Linked DNA regions of Homo sapiens: region 2 is linked to region 1. The links are chromatin loops, found by intact Hi-C in ENCODE. Cell type or tissue: PC-9. All regions are shown on one strand. Each heading gives the region's core, and the rest is flanking DNA. Links, peaks and the distances in the headings are about the cores only. Region 1 overlaps GIPR (gastric inhibitory polypeptide receptor). Region 2 overlaps GPR4 (G protein-coupled receptor 4).

Region 1 (9,114 bases), core at 1-8,000:
TTAATTCATTCTTTTTTTTTTTTGAGACGGATTCTCGCCCTGTCGCCCAGGCTGGAGTACAGTGGCGCGATCTCGGTTCATTGCAGCCTCTGACTCCCGGGTTCAAGCGATTCTCCTGCCTCAGCCTCTAGAGTAGCTGGGATTACAGGAATGTGCGACAACACCTGGCTAATTTTGTATTTTTAGTAGAGGCGGGGTTTCACCATGTTGGCCAGGCTGGTCTCCAACTCCTAACCTTGGGTAGTCCACCCGCCTCGGCCTCCCAAAGTGCTGGGATTACAGGCGTGAGCCATGGCGCCCAGCCCGTTCATTCATTCGATACAAAATACTGAGCTAGGACTGTCCTGGGCTGTGGGGAGCAGCAGGGACCAGGACAGGAGATTGGCGGCCCCAGCAGTGCTGCCTGCTAGTGAAGAGTGAGGGCTTCGAAGCTGGACACAGCTGAGGCCAAATTCAGGTTCTGTCACTTTCTAGCTGTTTGCCAGCTGTGTGGCCTTCACCTCAGGGTTGAGGGTAGGGAGAGGTAAGTGAGGTGCCAACGTGCAGAATCTAAGGAAAGATTCATTCCAAAATTGAAGGCCCACCTTACACTTGCTTGGTTTACCTGAGTCCCCAACCTGCTTCACCTCATTCGGCCTGTTTTCTCATCTCTAAAGTGGGGAAAATACTAGTCTCAGTGGACAAGGCTGTTCATTCATTAAATTCAGCAAAAAATTACTGAGCATGTGTATATGCTAAGCACTCCTCCAGGCTTATCACAGGAATACAGCCAAGAACCAAATGGTCCCTACCCTCCAGTGGGAAAGACACACTAAACACACTATAGAAGTAAGGCATACAGCTGGGCGCAGTGGCTCACACCTGTAATCCCAGCATTTTGGGAGGCCGAGGCAGGCGGATCACCTGAGGTCAAGAGTTCAAGACCAGCCTGACCAATATGGTGAAACCCTGTCTCTACTAAAAAAATAGAAAAATTAGCTGGATGTGGTGGCGGCCGCCTGTAATCCCAGCTACTCAGGAGGCTGAGGTCGGAGAATCGATTGAACCCGGGAGGTGGAGGTTGCAGTGAGCCGAGATCACGCCACTGCACTCCAGCCTGGCCACAGAGGGAGATCATGTCTCAAGAAAAAAAAAAAAAAAAAGGAAAGCATATAGAATGTCAGATGGTGAGATGTGCCTAGAGGGAGAATAAAGCAAGAAAAGAGATGAGGAGTGTCCACTGAGGGATGGGGGTTACTGTTTTATTTATTTTTATTTTTTTAGAGATGAGGTCTCCCTCTGTTGTCCAGGCTGGATCCAGTGCAGGGGTGTGATCCTAGCTCACTGCAGCCTTGGACTCCTGGTCCAAAGCAATCCTCCTGCTTCAGCCTCCTAAGTGGCTGGGAGCACAGGAGCAAGCCATCACACTTGACTAATTTTTTTTTTTTTGAGACAGAGTTTCACTCTTGTTGCCCAGGCTGCAGTGCAATGGTGCCATCTCAGCTCACTGAAACCTCTACTTCCCAGATTCGAGCGATTCTCTTGCCTCAGCCTCCCAAGTAGCTGGGATTACAGGTGCCCACTACCACGCCTGGCTAAGTTTTGTATTTTTAGTAGAGATGGGGTTTCAACATGTTGGCCAGACTGGTCTCGAACTCCTGACCTCAGGTGATCCGCCCGCTTCAGCCTCCCAAAGCGCCGGGATTACAGGTGTGAGCCACCGCGCCTGGCCAAGATCCTCATCTCTACCAAAAATAAAAAATTAGCTGCCGGGCGCGGTGCCTCATGTCTGTAATCTCAGCACTTTGGAGGCCAAGGAGGCCAGTCCAGCGTGACCAACATGGAGAAACCCTGTCTCTACTTAAAATACAAAAATTAGCGAGGCTAGGTGGCACGTGCCTGTAATCCCAGCTATTCAGGAGGCTGAGGCAGGAACATCGCTTGAACCTGGGAGGCAGAGGTTGCACTGAGCTGAGATTGTGCCACTGCACTCCAGCCTGGGAAACAGAACAAGGCCCTGTCTCAAAAACAAAAAAAAAATTAACTTGGTGTGGTGGTGCATGCCTGTAGTCTTAGCCACTCTGGAGGCTGAAGTGGGAGGATCCCTCTAGCTCAGGAGTTGAGGTTGAAGTGATGAAGTGAGCCATGATCACTCCACTGCACTCCAGCCTGGGTGACAGAGCCAGACCCTGTCTCAAAAAACAAAAACAGGCTGGGTGCGTTGGCTCACGTCTGTAATCCTAGCACTTTGGGAGGCTGAGGCGGGCGTATTGCCTGAGCTCAGGAGTTTGAGACAGCCTGGGCAACATGGCAAAAATTCTGTCTCTACTAAAAACACAAAAAATTAGCTAGGCGTGGGGGCGCATGCCTGTAATCCCAGGTACTTGGGAGGCTGATTCAGGAGAATCGCTTGAACCTGGGAGGCCAAGTTTGCAGTGAGCTGAGATCGTGCCACTGCACTCCAGCCTGGGCAACAGAGCAAGACTCTGTCTCCCTGTCTCCAAAAAAAAAAAAAAAAAAAGCAAAAAACAAAACGGCAACACAATCACCCTAAATTTTCACAACTACTACTATATTACTGCTCCATTTTCCAGATGAAGAAACTGAGGCACAGTGTGGTTAAGCAGCTTGCCCAAATGGGAAAGAAAGTGGAAAGGTGGTTTTTGAGTCCAGGGAGCCCACCTCCAGGGTCCACAGTTCTTAACCCCCAGCCAGCAGTGCTCAGCTAACCTTCTGGAGCAAGCAGTGGGGTTGGTGTGGGGGAAGCCAGGAACCAGTGAAAAGATGACCCTAATAGTTTAGGACCACGGTGGCGGTAGCTGAGGTGCTTCAGGGCCTGGCAAGGGCGCGAGCTTATTAAGAGAACAGTTACAAAGGCTAGGCGCGGTGGCTCATGCCTGTAATCTCAGCACTTTGAGAGGCTGAGATGGGTGGATCTCCAGAGGTCAGGAGTTCGAGACCAGTCTGGACAACAGGATGAAACCCCGTCTCTACTAAAAATACAAAAATTAGCTGGGCGTGGTGGAGGGCGCCTGTAATCCCAGCTACTCAGGAGGCTGAAGCAGGATAATCACTTGAACCCGGGAGGTAGAGGTTGCCGTTTGCCGAGATCGTGCCACTGCACTCCCGCCTGGGCAACAAGAGCAATATTCCGACTCTTAAAAACAAACAAACAAACAAACAAACAAAAAACGGGGAGGGAGGCGCGGAGGCGGTTACAGTCCTGCCCCCACCAGCGATGTAACCTCCGCGCCTCCTCTGGGCAGGGCTTCCTGGTCAGCGTCCTCTACTGCTTCATCAACAAGGAGGTAGGCAGAGACCCGGCCGCCGCCCCCGCCCTCTGGCGGCAGCGCGGGGTACGGCGCCGCCTCTGAGCGCCATCGTCTCACAGGTGCAGTCGGAGATCCGCCGTGGCTGGCACCACTGCCGCCTGCGCCGCAGCCTGGGCGAGGAGCAACGCCAGCTCCCGGAGCGCGCCTTCCGGGCCCTGCCCTCCGGCTCCGGCCCGGGCGAGGTCCCCACCAGCCGCGGCTTGTCCTCGGGGACCCTCCCAGGGCCTGGGAATGAGGCCAGCCGGGAGTTGGAAAGTTACTGCTAGGGGGCGGGATCCCCGTGTCTGTTCAGTTAGCATGGATTTATTGAGTGCCAACTGCGTGCCAGGCCCAGTACGGAGGACGCTGGGGAAATGGTGAAGGAAACAGAAAAAAGGTCCCTGCCCTTCTGGAGATGACAACTGAGTGGGGAAAACAGACCGTGAACACAAAACATCAAGTTCCACACACGCTATGGAATGGTTATGAAGGGAAGCGAGAAGGGGGCCTAGGGTGGTCTGGGAGGCGTCTCCAAGGAGGTGACACTTAAGCCATCCCCGAAAGAGGTGAAAGAGATCACTTTGGGGAGAGCTGGAGAACAGGATTCTAGGCGGAAGCGATAGCATAGGCAAAGGCCCTTGGGCAGGAAGGCGCTCAGCCTTGGCTGGAGTAGAATTAAGTCAGAGCCAACAGGTGGGGAGAGACAGAGAAGTGGGCAGGGGCACCCAAGTTGGGATTTCATTTCAGGTGCATTGGAGATTCTTAGGAGTGTCTCTTGGGGGTAATATTTTATTTTTTAAAAAATGAGGATGTCACTCTTACCCAGGTTGGTCTTGAACTCCTGGGCTCAAGCAATCCTCCCACCACGGGTCTCTCAAAGTGCTGGGATTACAGGCGTGAGCCACCGCACCCGGCTTTTTTTTTTTTTTTTAAACGGAGTCTCACTCTGTCACCCAGGCTGGAGTGCAGTGGTGCAATTTCAGCTCACTGCACCCTCCACCTCCCGAGTTCAAGCCTCCCGGGTAGCTGGGATTACAGGCACCGCCACCATGCCTGGCTAATTTTTGCATTTTCAGTAGAGATAGGGTTTCTCCATGTTGGCCAGGCTGGTCTCGAACTCCTGACCTCAAGTGATCCACCCACCTCAGCCTCCCAAAGTGCTGGGATTACAGGCATAAGCCACCATGCCCGGCCCAAATGGGCTAATGTTTTAAACAGATCCTTCTTGTCTGCCCTGTAGGAGGACAAATTATCAGGGGCAGGGGTGGAAGCTGGAGCCCAGAAAGGAGGGGACTGCAGGTGGGAAGTGATGGTGGCTGGACCAGGATGGAGGCCACTGAGGGGTATGAAGCAGTCGGATTTGAAGCTGTTTAAAAGGTGGAGGTGAGAGGATTTCATGAAGGAGCACATGAGGACACAGCAGCAGAGAGGACTCCTTGGCTTTGGATGGTGGAGAGACTAAAGATAGAGAGATTGGGTTCGGGTAGGGGGAGAACCACGTGTGCTCTTTGGAAAGGTTAGGCTGGCAGTGTTTGTAGGACATGACAGGACACTGAGTGTAAGGGTCTGGAGCTCTCAGGAGAGGGGCGAGCTGGAGATAGTAATGTGAGAGGCACTGGGTCCTGAGAGGGTGATTTGGTGTGGACCGGAGCACAGGTGAGGCAAGGCAGGCCTCGCAGCTGAAACTTTATATCCAGAGCAGCCAGGGCCACTGCTGGCTGCGGAGTGAGGACGCATATCCCCACTGTCCTTAGATGGGTGGCCCCTGGAACCTGGGAGAATGAGGGGGCATGCTGACAGTCTCATTGTGGCTGGACCACCTGTACATACACCCACAAGACCCTCACCCCTAAATCCTCCCCCTACACATATGCACACTTAAGTTACCGTATGGGTGTTGTCGAGCATTTTCCCTGGGGTCTGTGGCTCCCTGGACCGACATGCCCCAAAGCTGAACTCAGCCTTTTCAAGCTTGCGGCCCTGCTGCCCAATTCCCCTACACCCTGCCTTGTGGGTTCTCGCGGGGTGGGGGCCTTAGGGCAAGGCTCTTGTAAATAAAGTATAAGAAACAGTTGCTTTTTTTCTTTCTTGGGTAGAAGCATCTTCTTGGCAGTGTCACAAAGGGAAATGACCGAGGCAGGCTGCCTGGTGGAGTAGGGGCCCGTGGTGGCTTTACTCAAATTTATCCATGTGTTGCTACAAGAAAACGGGACACCTGCTGCCACTGTCCCTCCTAAGAGAGTCCCCAAGTGGCCATGTTACATGTGATCTGTGACATATACGATCAGATGTTACCTGCATCCTAGGGTCGCCTGGCATGCCCATGAGTGACGCTTAGGACCGTGCCTGGTGCTGGTGTGTGGACAATGCTGGGCCAGTTTGCCCAGGGCTATGCCTGCCACCTCTACTTTTATTTCACCCTCTGGAGGCGGACGCATTGGAAAGCATGTGGGGCAGGAGGTGAGGAAGGAAATTCAGACAAGCTGAGCAGAGCGGCCAGGACTGGAATCTTGGGTGCCAACCCGCAAGGTGGGGAAACTGATTTCCATTTCCCAGTAATTACAGGTCAATACCACACCTGAGAAGGCAGGCAGGAATGGAACCCAGACTGACTCCAGGGCTGTGTTGCTTCCTGTATCAGAACCAAACCCCGGGTGACCTCCTGTTGCATGCCCCTTGTCCCAACTTTATAGATTAGGACACTGCAGCTCCATCTTGCTACCCAAGAGTTAAGACTTTTTCTGGAGGACCTGGCTCCCCGGGTTTGGAAATAGTACCATTGTTTCCTAACTGGGTGACCCCGAGCAAGTTGCTTACCCTCTCTTGGCTTCAACGATCTCATCTATAAAATGGGATCACTTAGGTCGGGCGTGGTGGCTCACGCCTGTAATCCCAGCACTTTGGGAGGCCGAGGCGGGTGGATCACAAGATCAGGAGTTTGAGACTAGCCTGGCCAACATGGTGAAATCCTGTCTCTACTAAAAATACAAAAATTAGCTGGGCGTGGTGGCGGGCGCCTGTAATCCCAGCTACTTGGGAGGCTGAGGAAGAACTGTTTGAACCCGGGAGGTGGAGGTTGCAGTGAGCAGAGATGGTGCCACTGCACTCCAGCCTGTGGGCAACAGGGTGAGACTCCTTCTCAAAAAAAAAAAAAAAAAAAATAGCTCTAGTATCCACCCCACAGATGGTTGTTTCCAATTAGATGTAGTAAATGCACGCCTTTATAACCCCATAACCCATTGCCTTCTGTGTATCAGGCCTCTCTCTGCTGCAGGGTCCCAGCTCTGCCACAATGCTCACAGTGTATCTCAGGCTGTGCCTTTCTTTTTTTTGTTTTCTTTTTCTTTTTTTTTTTTTTGAGACGGAGTCTCACTCTGTTGCCAGGCTGGAGTGCAGTGGTGCGATCTCGGCTCACTGCAACCTTCACCTCCCAGGTTCAAGCGATTCTCCCGCCTCAGCCTTCCGAGTAGCTGTGACTACAGGCGTGCACCACCACACCCAGCTAATGTTTGTATTTTTAGTAGAGACACAGTTTCACCATGTTAGCCAGGATGGTCTTGATCTCTTGATCTCGTGATCCGCCTGTCTTGGCCTCCCAAAGTGTTGGGATTACAGGGCGTGAGGCACCACGCCCGGCCCCAGGCTGTGCCTTTCACAGCTCAGAGCAGGGCACACATCTCACTGAGTGTGCACTGACCTCAGGCCTGCAAACTCTTGCAACTTTCAGGTGTTTGCCTATATCCAGAGGACAGAGACATAGGCAGAGACAAAGATATGGGGGGAGGGCCCAACACAGTGGCTCACACCTGTAATTCCAGCATTTTGGGAGGCCGAGGCAGGAGGATCACTTGAGCCCAGGAGTTCAAGATCAGCCTGGGTAACACAGTGAAATCCCATCTCTACAAAAAGCCGGCAGGAGGATCAATTGAGCCTGGGCAGTCAAGGCTACAGTGAGCCATGATGGTGCTGCTGCACTCCAGCTTGGCAGACAGAATGACACCCTGTCTCAAAAAAAAAAAAAAACAACAAAAAACAAAGATATGGGGAGCACACGATGTGTGTGTCAGAGCAACACAGGGAATTTCCTTAATCCCCCCAGTATATACCACCTCCCTTTCCCACCTCCATTTATCTCCCCAAATTTGTCAGAGAATTCCTCTCAAGGGTAATGCAGTTGAATCTGAGGGGCAGCAGAGCTCAGGGGTGAAGCCACAGGCTCTGGAGGTGAGTTTAAATCACAGCACCACCACTTCCTGGCTGGTTGTCCCCGCAAAGTGACATTGCCTCTCTGTGTCTCAGTTCCTTCTTCTGGAAAAGGGGGATAATAAATTAACAGGCCCGCGCCAGAGCTGTTGGGAGGATGTTTGAAAAGCGCTGAGCCTGGCCTGGCACCTAAACAGCTCAGCAAGTGTTAGCCAGGATCACTAGCAGTAATATTTAGCTACTGACTGCTTTCTTTTCTTTTCTTTCTTCCTTTCTTTCCTTTTTTTTGAGAGGTAGTCTTAGAATCTGTTGCCCAGGCTGGAGTGCAGTGGCGCGATCTCAGCTCAGTGCAACATCCGTCTCTTGGTTCAAGCTATTCTCCTGCTTCAGCCTCCCAGGTAGCTGGGACCGCAGGCGTGCACCACCATGCCTGGCTAATTTTGTATTTTTAGTAGAGACAGGGTTTCACCACGTTGGCCAGGCTGGTCTCAAACTCCTGAGCTCAGGTGATCCACCCGCCTGGCCTCCCAAAGTGCTGGGATTACAGGTGTGAGCCACTGCACCCGGCCCTTTTTTCTGTTTCTTATCTATTTAGTTTAGAGATAGTATCACACTGTCTATAAAACTCACAACCATTCTCCCAGGCTAGTCCTAAACTTCTGGGCTTAAGCAATGCTCTCACCTCAGCCGCTGTGCTGGTGGCACTGACTGCGTTCATCACCTGTCTAATCCTCCTGTCTTTCAGGGCAGACCAGAGGCTCCTGGGTACCTGGTGCCCCTGCACTGCAACACAGGGCTGGACACACAGGGGGCATTTGGGGGATGTTTGCTGAAGGAACAAACATAAAGAAAGGCTGAAAGATACACATATATAATTTTTGAGATGGAGTCTCACTCTGTCACCCAGGCTACAGTACAGTGGGGCCATCTCAGCTCACTGCAACCTCCATCTCCGGGGTTCAAGCAATTCTCCTGCCCCAGCCTCCTGAGTAGCTGGGATTACAGGTGCCTGCCACCATGCCCTGTTAATTTTTGTATTTTTAGTAGAGACGGGGTTTCACCATGTTGGCCAGGCTGATCTCAAACTCCTGACCTCAGGTGATCCACCCGCCTTGGCCTCCCAAAGTGTTGGGATTACAGGTGTGAGACACCACGCCCGGCCAGTTTTTGTATTTTTAGTAGAGACAGCGTTTTACCATGTTGGCCAGGCTGGTCTCGAATTCCTGACCTCAGGTGATCTGCCCGCCTCCACCTCCCAAAGTACTGGGATTACAGGTGTGAGCCACCATGCCTGGCCCCAAAAGATACTTTGGTCAAGCGAGGCCAATTCATTATAAGAGGTAGAGAAGAGAGCAACAGAGTGACAAGGAGAAGCTCAGGAAGATTAAAGCAGGAGAGCTAAAATGTTCTCCAGAGCCACAACTGGGCGCTCATTTCCATGCAAACTGTTTGCTTTGCAGATGGAGAAAGTGAGGCCTCGATGGGGCAGAGCCAGGGCCTCTCCACTTGCTCAGGGGTCCTGCTCCCACCATTCAGTCCGATACCAGCTGCCTCCCCCAAGCCCTCCTGAATCCACCCCACTCCCAAGGCTCTGGAAACAGATACCACTAGAAAAAAACAC
Region 2 (9,116 bases), core at 624-8,623, 92 kb before region 1:
GGAGGCTGAGGAGGGTGGATCACCTGAGGTCAGGAGTTTGAGACCAACCTGGCTAACATCGTGAAATCCCATCTCCACTAAAAAAAAAAAAAAATTTAGCCGGGCATGGTGGCGGGCACCTGTAATCCCAGGTACTCTGGAGGCTGAGGCAGGAGAATCGCTTGAACCTGGGAGGTAGAGGTTGCAGTGAGCCGAGATCACGCCGCTGCACTCCAGTCTTGGCGACAGAGCGAGACTCCGTCTCAAAAAAAAAAAAAAAAAAAAAAGGAAAACAGGAACAGAGGAGTGGTGTGTAGGAGGAAACATACATTCAGGACACAGAATCAGGGGGCTCTGGACTTCTTTGGTATCCAGTCTGACTCTCTGAGTGTCCTTTGTCAAGCTCCTGGCACTGAGGGACCTGCGTTTCCTCATCTTTACTGATGGTGCTGGTGTGTGTGTGAACCCTGATATTCTGAATTACTAAGAATGCCAGGATTCCATAAAAACAACCTTTTCCAGGGTCCCTTCCACACGGAAGGTATGCAGAAACTTGGGACTACCTAAGGTCCATCATCCATTTGGGACCAGCCCCCTTCCCATTTTACAGATCGTTTGAGCCTGGGAGGTTGAAGCTGTGGTGAGCCATGAGCTCCACTGCACTCCAGCCTAGGCAACACAACAAGACCCTGTCTCAAAAAACATAAAATTTCTGTCCCCAGGCCGGGCGCAGTGGCTCACGCCTGTAATCCCAGCACTTTGGGAGGCACAGGTAGGCGGATCATGTGAGGTCAGGAGTTCGAGACAAGCCTGGCCAACACGATGAAACCCCATCTCTACTAAAAATACAAAAAATTCGCTGGGCGTGGTGGCGCACACCTGTAATCCCAGCTACTCCAGAGGCTGAGACAGGAGAATCACTTGATCTCGGGAGGCGGAGGTTGTAGTGAGCCGAGATCGTGCCAATGCACTCCAGCCTGGGTGACAGAGCGAGGCTCTGTTTCAAAACAAAACAAAAAAAATTGGCCGGGCGTGGTGGCTGACGCCCAGCACTTTGGTAGGCTGAGGTGGGCAGATCATGAGGTCAGGAGATCGAGACCATCCTGGCTAACACGGTGAAACCCCGTCTCTACTAAAAAAATACAAAAAATTAACCGGGCGTGGTGGCGGGCGCCTGTAGTCCCAGCTACTCGGGAGGCTGAGGCAGGAGAATGGCGTGAACCCAGGAGGCGGAGCTTGCAGTGAGCCGAGATGGCGCCACTGCACTCCAGCCTAGGCAACAGAGTGAGACTCCATCTCAAAAAAAAAAAAAATTGGCCAGGCACGGTGGCTCACGCCTGTAATCCCAGCACTTTGGGAGGCCGAGGCGGGTGGATCACCTGAGGTCAGGAGTTTGAGACCAGTCTGGCCAACATGGAGAAACCCCGTCTCTACTAAAAATACAAAATTAGCAGAGCGTGGTGGCACATGCCTGTAATTCCAGCTACTCGGGAGGCTGAGGCAGGAGAATTGCTTGAACCCAGGAGGCGGAAGTTGCGGTGAGCCGAGATCGCGCCATTGCACTCCAGCCTGGGCAACCAAGAGCGAAACTCAGTCTCAAAAAAAAAAAAAAGAGAGAAAAGAAAAATTCTGGCCCCATCACCTCCATTCCCATAGCTTTACAGCAGTGGGATGGGGTGGGAAGACTACTAGGCCTCCCAGATCCCAGGCCTCCCTCTCTTCTCTAGCCCTCCAGCCCACCAACACCAAAGCCCTGATTTCCGCCATCTCTGTGCTCCCTCCACCCCAGAAAAATCATTGAGTGCATTTTTCCCCCTATTCCTCTCCTCCTTCTTCCTTTCTCTGAGAAGGGTTCCCGGGAAAGTCTTCTGGGAACCTTTGTGAAGGGAGAGGAGGGCCCGGGGGAGCGGGGTGGTAGGAGGGTTGTGAGTGAATCTTCACACCTCAGGAGTCTGTTTACACACCCGTAAGGAGGAAGAGGAGAGGAGACCTTCTCTGAAGGGTGAGGCCTTTTCAGAGCTGGGTGCTTCTTCCTGCTCTCCAGCCTGGTCATGGAACAGTGGCCATTCCTGGTGACCCCTGAGACCAGGGGAGGGAGGGCAGCCTTGGCCATCCTGGGGCATGGGAACACAAGCAGAGATGGGGAGGGGAGAGGGAACCCAAGATGGCTCCAGCGCTGACTCACCAGCCATGGGACCTTGGACTGGTTGCCTGGCCTCTCTGGTGACCGCCCTAGACTAGGGCCTGGGATCCTTCCTGGAAGTTTTTTCTGCTCACAGCCCCTAGTCACCCTTTTCCTGGAATGAGTGAGGTACTCGTGTTTCATAATCCCTCTGGCCCCTGTGCTTCTTCCATTAAAATAAATCCAAGGCTGGGCACGGTGGCTCAAGCCTGTAATCCCAGCACTTTGAGAGGCTGAGGTGGGAGGATCACTTGAGGCCAGGATTTCAAGATCAGCCTGGCCAACATGGAGAAACCCCGTCTCTACTAAAAATACAAAAATTAGCCAGGCGTGGTGGTGCATGCCTGTAATCCCAGCTACTCAGGAAGCTGAGGCACAAGAGTTGCCTGATCCCAGGAGGCGGAGGTTGCAGTGAGCCGAGATCCTGACACTGTACTCCAGCTTGGGCAACAGAGCGAGATTCTGTCTCAAAATAAATAAATAAACAAACAAAAATAAAACTCCAAAAGCTGATCACTGCTCCTTGTTAAATCCACAACCACCACCCACCCGGCCCAACTGACAGCACCTCCCTCTTGGACTCCTGCAGTCACCTCCTCACTGGGCTCCTGACTTCTATCCTTGTCTCCCATATTCCTTTTTTATTTTGAGACAGGGTCTCGCTCTGTCGCCCAGGCTGGAGTGCAGTGGTGCAATCACTGCTCATCACAGCCTCCACCTCCTGGCTCAAGTGATCCTCCGGTCTCAGCCTACCAAGTAGCTGGGACTACAGACACATACCACCATGCCCGGCTAATTTTTAAAATTTCTGTAGAAACTGGGTCTCCCTATGTTGCCTAGGCTGGTCCCAAACTCCTGGCCTCAAGCAGTCCTCCTGCCTCAGCCTCCCAAAGTGCTGGGATTACAGGCTTGAGCCACTGTGCCCAGCCAATCTCCCATATTCTACTCCCCACTCAACAGCCCGTGGGATACTGTTAATACTTAAGTCAAATCACCTTCATCCTCTACTGAGAACCCCCTCATAGCTCCCATTTATCTCAGATTAAAAGGCAGAGTCCTCACTAGGATTTACATGGCCCCACACGACCTGCTGTCCCCTCTCTTGTCTCATTTCCCCTTTCCTCTCGTCCTCTCTACCTCCTCTCCAGCCACACTGCCATACCTGCTATCTTTCAAAATTCAGACACTCTATTATTATTATTTGAGATGGAGTTTCGCTCTTGTCACCCAGGCTGGAGTGCAGTGGCACAATCTCAGCTCACTGCAACCTCTGCCTCCCGGGTTCAAGCGATTCTCCTGCCTCAGCCTCCCAACTAGCTGGGATTACAGGCACCCACCACCACGCTCAGCTACTTTTTTTTGTATTTTAGTAGAGACGGGGTTTCACCATGTTGGCCAGGCTGGTCTCGAACTCCTGACCTCAGGTGATCCGCCCGCCTTGGCCTCCCAAAGTGCTGGGATTACAGGCGTGAGCCACTGCGCCCGGCCCAAAATTCAGACACTGTCTAACCCCAGAGCCCTTGCACCTGCAGTTCCCTCTGCCTGAAATGCTCTTCCCACAACAGCCACAAGGCTGAGTGCCGCCCATGCTTCAAGTCTTTGCTGGAAAGCCACCTCAGCAAGCCCTTCTCTGCCCTCCTCCAGATCAGACTCCAAGTCATCCTCTGTTCCCTCAACTGGCTTTACATAGAAAAATGTCCCCTTCCCATTTAGCAATTCCAAACATTACATATTTTTTATTTACTTGTGTATGGTGAGCCCTGTGAAGGCAAGGCCAGGCTGCCTCAGTCATTGTTGTGTCCCCAGCCCCACCCAGCACAGTGCCCTACATAAACCTCTGTTGAATGAATGAATAAATACCCTTTCTTCTTGTCCCACACCTTCTTCCCAAACCTTCTGGCATCACTCCTCCAGGCAGTCTGCCCTGATTGCCCTTCACTTGAGTTCTGACATTCTCCCTCTTCATCCTCAGTCTTGACTTGGAGATCGCTGTTTATCTAGAAACTTAGAATTGCGGTCTTATGTTCCCTGGCCTGTATGACCAGGGGCTTTGCAAACATAATGACTCTATATCGGCTGCATTTCTCCTTCCACTTTCCCCCGAGTCACAGACTTTTATCCACTTGTTGGAAAAAAAAAAATCTAACCTTCTCTATTTGTCTTTATTTTCTGGAAACCAAATGTTTGACTTAATTTATCTGGCCAGACATGGCGGCTCACATCTCTAATCTGAGCACTTTGGGAGGCCAAGGCAGGAGGATCTCTTGAGCCCAGGAGTTCAAGATCAGCCTGGGAAACATAGTGAGACTCCATTTCTACAAAAAGTACAAAAATTAGCCAGGCATGGTGGCTCACATTTGTGGTCCCAGCTACTCGGGAGGCTGATGTGGGAAGATCGCTGGAGAGCCCAGGAGGTGGAGGCTGCAGTGAGCCACGACTGCACTACTGCACTCCAGCCTGGGCAACACAGTGAGACCCTGTCTCCAAAAAAATATATTTACTCATCTCCTCCTTCAGGAGGCCCTCCACAATCGCCAAACTGTGATGGGATCTGGGAGCACAAAGGTTGACCAGTGACACACCAACCTCACTCTTCCTAAGTTCTTGTATTCTTATGAATATTAACACAGCCCTTTTTCCATACAATTTGCATACACCAGACCAGGAGAGAAGGGACTGTGGGATGAGAGGGGAAAACTGGGGATTCTGTGCCACTCGGGGTTCATTGTGCTGGCGGCAGCATCTTCAGCTGCACCTGGTCCCCCTGGGAGGGCGGAGTGGCCGCCCAGCTGCCAGTCATGGCTTTGGCTGTGCTGTTCCTCTTGGAGGTGAGTGGGGTCTCCAGGGTGAGCGAGGCATTGGCCATCTCCTGGGGCTTGTCGCTGGCCAGAAAGCGGAGCAGGTTGTGCAGGGCCTTGGCCACATCGCTGCGGGCGCCCTCGTTGACCAGGCAGTAGAGGATGGGGTCCGCCACACAGTTGAGGCTGGTGAAAGCCAGTGAGCTGTGGTATGCAGAAAAGACGCGCTCCTCGAAGCCGCAGTCCCAGGGGCGGCCCAGGTAGATGGCGCTGCGGGACAGCAAGAGCACGTGATAGGGCGCAAAGCAGACCAGCACGATGGCGATGAGGCTGAGGGCCAGCCGCTTGATCTTGGCCTTCTCCTGGCGCTCGGTGGACACGCTGCCCCGCACGGCCCGCAGGATGCCCCGGTACGACAGCAGCATGAGCGCCCACGGGAAGAGGAAGCCCACGAACACCCGATAGAGGTTCATCCAGGCCACCCAGCCTTCCATGGGGAACTTCTCAAAGCAGAAGGTGTGGTTGTAGCGGTCTCGGAAGAGCTCGTCATGGAACAGGGGCGCCGAGTTGGCGCCCAGCTCCGTGGCCCAGACCACGGAGCTCACGGCCACGGCGGTCTTGACGCGGCGCAGGCGGGCGAAGCGGAGTGGGTGGGCCACAGCCAGGTAGCGGTCCACCGAGATGCAGCACAGGAAGGCGATGCTGATGTAGATATTGGTGTAGAAGATGAACCCAAAGAGCTTGCAGGACCCGGGGCCGTGGATCCAGTTGTCGTGGTGCAGGAAGTAGTCCACCCACAGCGGCAGCGTGCAGATGTACAGCAGGTCGGCGATGCTGAGGTTCATCAGGTAGACGCCCAGCTCGTTGCGCTGTTGCACCTGGCGGTAGGCCGCCCACAGAGCCAGGCAGTTGGTGGGCAGCCCCACGCCGATGACAAAGATGTAGAGGGATGGCGGAAAGAGGTGGTCCACGCGCGAGTCCACGTGGCAGCCCTCCCACGTGTGGTTGCCCATGGTGGGCACTTCGGCTTCTGGGGCGCTTCCCCTGGCCCACGGGGGCTGTGGGGCCACAGGGAGCGGGAGGCCATGGGGCCCCCTGAGCCCCTTCCTTGGAGGCTCAGGGGAACATGGTGGGATGTGGTCTACAGGGAAGAGATGAGGTTGGGTAGGCTGGGCTGGGCTGGGAAGGGCAGAGCTTGAGAGGGAAAAGTTGGAGGAGGGATGGAATTATGACAGGAGGGAAGTCTGGAGGATGGTGAGATTAATAAAGAGGTTTTTCAAGGAGGTTATGTATGGAGTCAGTGTGTCAACGAGGGAGTATGGGGGTGACACAAAAATTGGTCTCCGGGAGTGTTTATGGAGGAGACGAAAGCATCGCTGGGCAATGGTGAGAAGGAGATGGTTTGCAGGGCAATTAGGAAGTATGTGTAGCCATATTGAAGTAATAATGGCGGGGGAATGTTCTAGAAGACACAAGAAATACATGAGAAAGTGTTGAGATAGGACACAGCGCAGTTAGGGAGTGTTGGAAAGTTCAGGCAATGTGGGTGGGAGTGCTGGCATTTCCTAGGACCCCAGAAAGCAACAGAGATAAGTAAGGTCACCAGTAAGGAGAAGGTTCTGGAAAAGGAGGTGTCTGGCACAGGGTGGACAAAGATAAAAGGCTCGGTCTGTGGACGGCAGGAAGGAGTCTTAGGAAACAGGAAGGAGGTGAGTAAGGTCTAGATCAGAGGTAAGTTTGGGGACGGAAGGGAAATTTCAATGGGGGCAGGGGAGGGACTCCAGACTGGTCCTGGTGGGGGCTGAGGGATTGGGATGAAGTCAGTTCACCGCTGACTGCAGTGCCTGTTGGGAGAGAGGACAGCAGTGAGGGAGTCATGGACACTCCAACCTTCTTCTCCCCACACTCCTCACCATAATTGCTGTGAACTGCAGAGACTGGACACCCCAACAATGCCTACTTCAGCCCCATCCTAAGCAACCACTCTCTGAAAACACAGATTTGAGGTGTCAGGCATATTTTCCCCTGACAGATATTAGAATAAAGACCCAACTCAGGCCGGGTGCAGTGGCTCATGCCTGTAATCTCAACACTTTGGGAGGCCGAGGTGGGAGGTTCGCTTGAGCCTAGGAGTTCAAGACCAGCCTGGGCAATGCAGTGAGACCCAGTCTCTACAAAAAATAAAAATAAAAATATTAGCCAGGTGTGGTGGTACATACCTGTAGTCACAGCTACTGGGGAGGCTGAGGTAGGAGGATCACTTGATCCCAGGGGATTCAGGCTGTAGTGAGCTATAATCACACCACGGCACTCCAGCTTGGGCAACAGAGTGAGACCCTGTCTCAAAAAAAAAAAAAAAAAAAAAGGTAGGGTGTGGTGGCTCGCACCTGTAATCCCAGAACTTTGGGAGGCCGAGGCAGGCAGATCACGAGGTCAGGAGTTCAAGAACAGCCTGGCCAACATGGTGAAACCCCATCTCTACTAAAAATACAAAAATTAGCTGGATGTGGTGGCACGTGCCTGTAATCCCAGCTACACAGGAGGCTGAGGCAGGAGAATTGCTTGAAACCAAAAGGCGGAGGTTGCAGTGAGCTGAGATCGCACCACTGCACTCCAGCCTGGGCAAAAGAGTAAAACTCTGTCTCAAAAAAAAAAGAAGAAAAGAAAAAAAAGAAAAAAAAAAGGAAAGAAAGAAAGAGAAAAAGGGAAAAAAATGACCCAACTCAGATTTTAGCATTTTCCTGCAGAATTCCTGTAAAACTGGCACAGGTATCATATCATGCTTCAGGAAATGCCAGACTAGTCTAACTCTATCATGTCACAGACAGGGAGAAGGGGCCCAGAGAGGCTGAGTCACCTCCCTAAGGATGCACAGCATGGCAGCAATAGGGCCAGGGCTGGGGCCAGCCTCCCACTCCTTACCCAAGAATCCCATTCTTGTCAACAAGGATAATAACAGCAAACGTTAATTGAGCCCTACTACATAGCAGATCCCATTCCAGGCATTTTTATGCATATTATTTCTTTTTATTTATTTATTTTTTGAGACAGGGTCTTGCTCTTTTGTCCAGACTAGAATGCAGTAGCACGATCACAGCTCACAGCAGCCTCAACCTCCTGGGCTTCCAGTGATCCTCCTGCCTCAGCCTCCCAAGTAGCTGGGAACACAGGCATGCACCACCATGCCTGGCTTAAAAAAAAAAAAAAAAAATATATATATATATATATATATATATATATAAAATAGATGCAGGTCTTCCTGTGTTGCCCAGGCTGGTCTCTTGAACTCCTGAGCTCAAGAGATCCTTCCCTGTAATCGCAGCACTTTGGGAGGCTGAGGCGGGCGGATCATGAGGTCAAGAGATCAAAACCATCCTGGCCAAAATGGTGAAACCCTGTCTCTACTAAAAATACAAAAATTAGCTGGGCATGGTGGCGCACACCTGTAGTCCCAGCTACTCAGGAGGCTGAGGCAGGATAATCGCTTGAACCTGGGAGGCGAAGGTTGCAGTGAGCTGAGATCACGCCATTGCACTCCAGCGGGGGTGACAGAGCCAGACTCCGTCTCAAAAAAAAAAAAAAAAAAAAAGAGATCCTCCCACCTTGGCCTCCCAAAATGCTAGGATTATAGGAGTGAGCCACCATGCCCGGCCAATTTATGGATATTACTTCTTTGAAATTTTCAAGACTCCTATGAGGAAAGTAGTTGTTCTTTCTCTTTGACAAACTGAGGCACAGAGCTGTTCCAAGACCTGTCCAAGGTCCTGATGTCTAGAGTGCAGCCATCTCTGCTCTCAGTCCTCATCTCCAGCCTGTGCTTCAGTTTCCACCCCAGAATAACTGGACAGGCCAGGCACAGTGGCTCATGCCTGTAATCCCAGCACTTTGGGAGGCCAAGGCGGGAGGATCGCCTGAGGTCAGGAGTTCAAGATCAGCCTGGCCAACATGGTGAAACCCTGTCTCTACTAAAAATACAAAAATTAGCTGGGCGTGGTGGCACATACCTGTAATCCCAGCTACTCGGGATGCTGAGGCGAGAGGATTGCTTGAGCCCAGGAGGCAGAGGTTGCAGTGAGCTGAGATAGCATCACTGCACTCCAGCCTGGGAGACAAGAGAGGAACTCCATCTCAAAAAAAAGAAGTCCAGGCACGGTGGC

What was found. A loop is a pair of places that touch in the nucleus more often than their neighbours do. Peaks named below come from ENCODE experiments on the same cell type or tissue, not always from the same donor. Only the 100,000 strongest peaks of a DNase experiment are listed, where the experiment ranks them.
Region 2: it touches region 1 in a loop (9-fold over the local background); 30 of 110 quality-filtered maps call a loop at or near these places.

What each region holds. Positions count from the first base shown.
Region 1 is chr19:45,678,359-45,687,472 of GRCh38, forward strand. It overlaps GIPR (gastric inhibitory polypeptide receptor), which reads left to right. Exons shown (of 14, transcript NM_000164.4): 13 at 3,246-3,287; 14 at 3,371-5,364. The coding sequence ends at 3,577. SNRPD2 (small nuclear ribonucleoprotein D2 polypeptide) reads right to left here. Exons shown (of 3, transcript NM_001384647.1): 3 at 9,102-9,114. Among named protein-coding and RNA genes, the nearest start is that of MIR642B, 7.9 kb to the left of the region's middle. RefSeq lists an enhancer at 2,994-3,053 and a silencer at 3,224-3,613. In PC-9, for the core only: CTCF peaks have their summits at 3,315 (motif pointing left) and 3,517; a DNase peak (open chromatin) is centred at 3,303; H3K4me3 peaks cover 1,458 bases; H3K27ac peaks cover 854 bases.
Region 2 is chr19:45,585,895-45,595,010 of GRCh38, forward strand. GPR4 (G protein-coupled receptor 4) reads right to left here. Exons shown (of 2, transcript NM_005282.3): 2 at 3,870-6,803. The coding sequence starts at 5,972. The coding sequence ends at 4,884. Among named protein-coding and RNA genes, the nearest start is that of OPA3, 5.7 kb to the left of the region's middle. In PC-9, for the core only: a CTCF peak has its summit at 5,252; no DNase peak of the experiment used is centred there.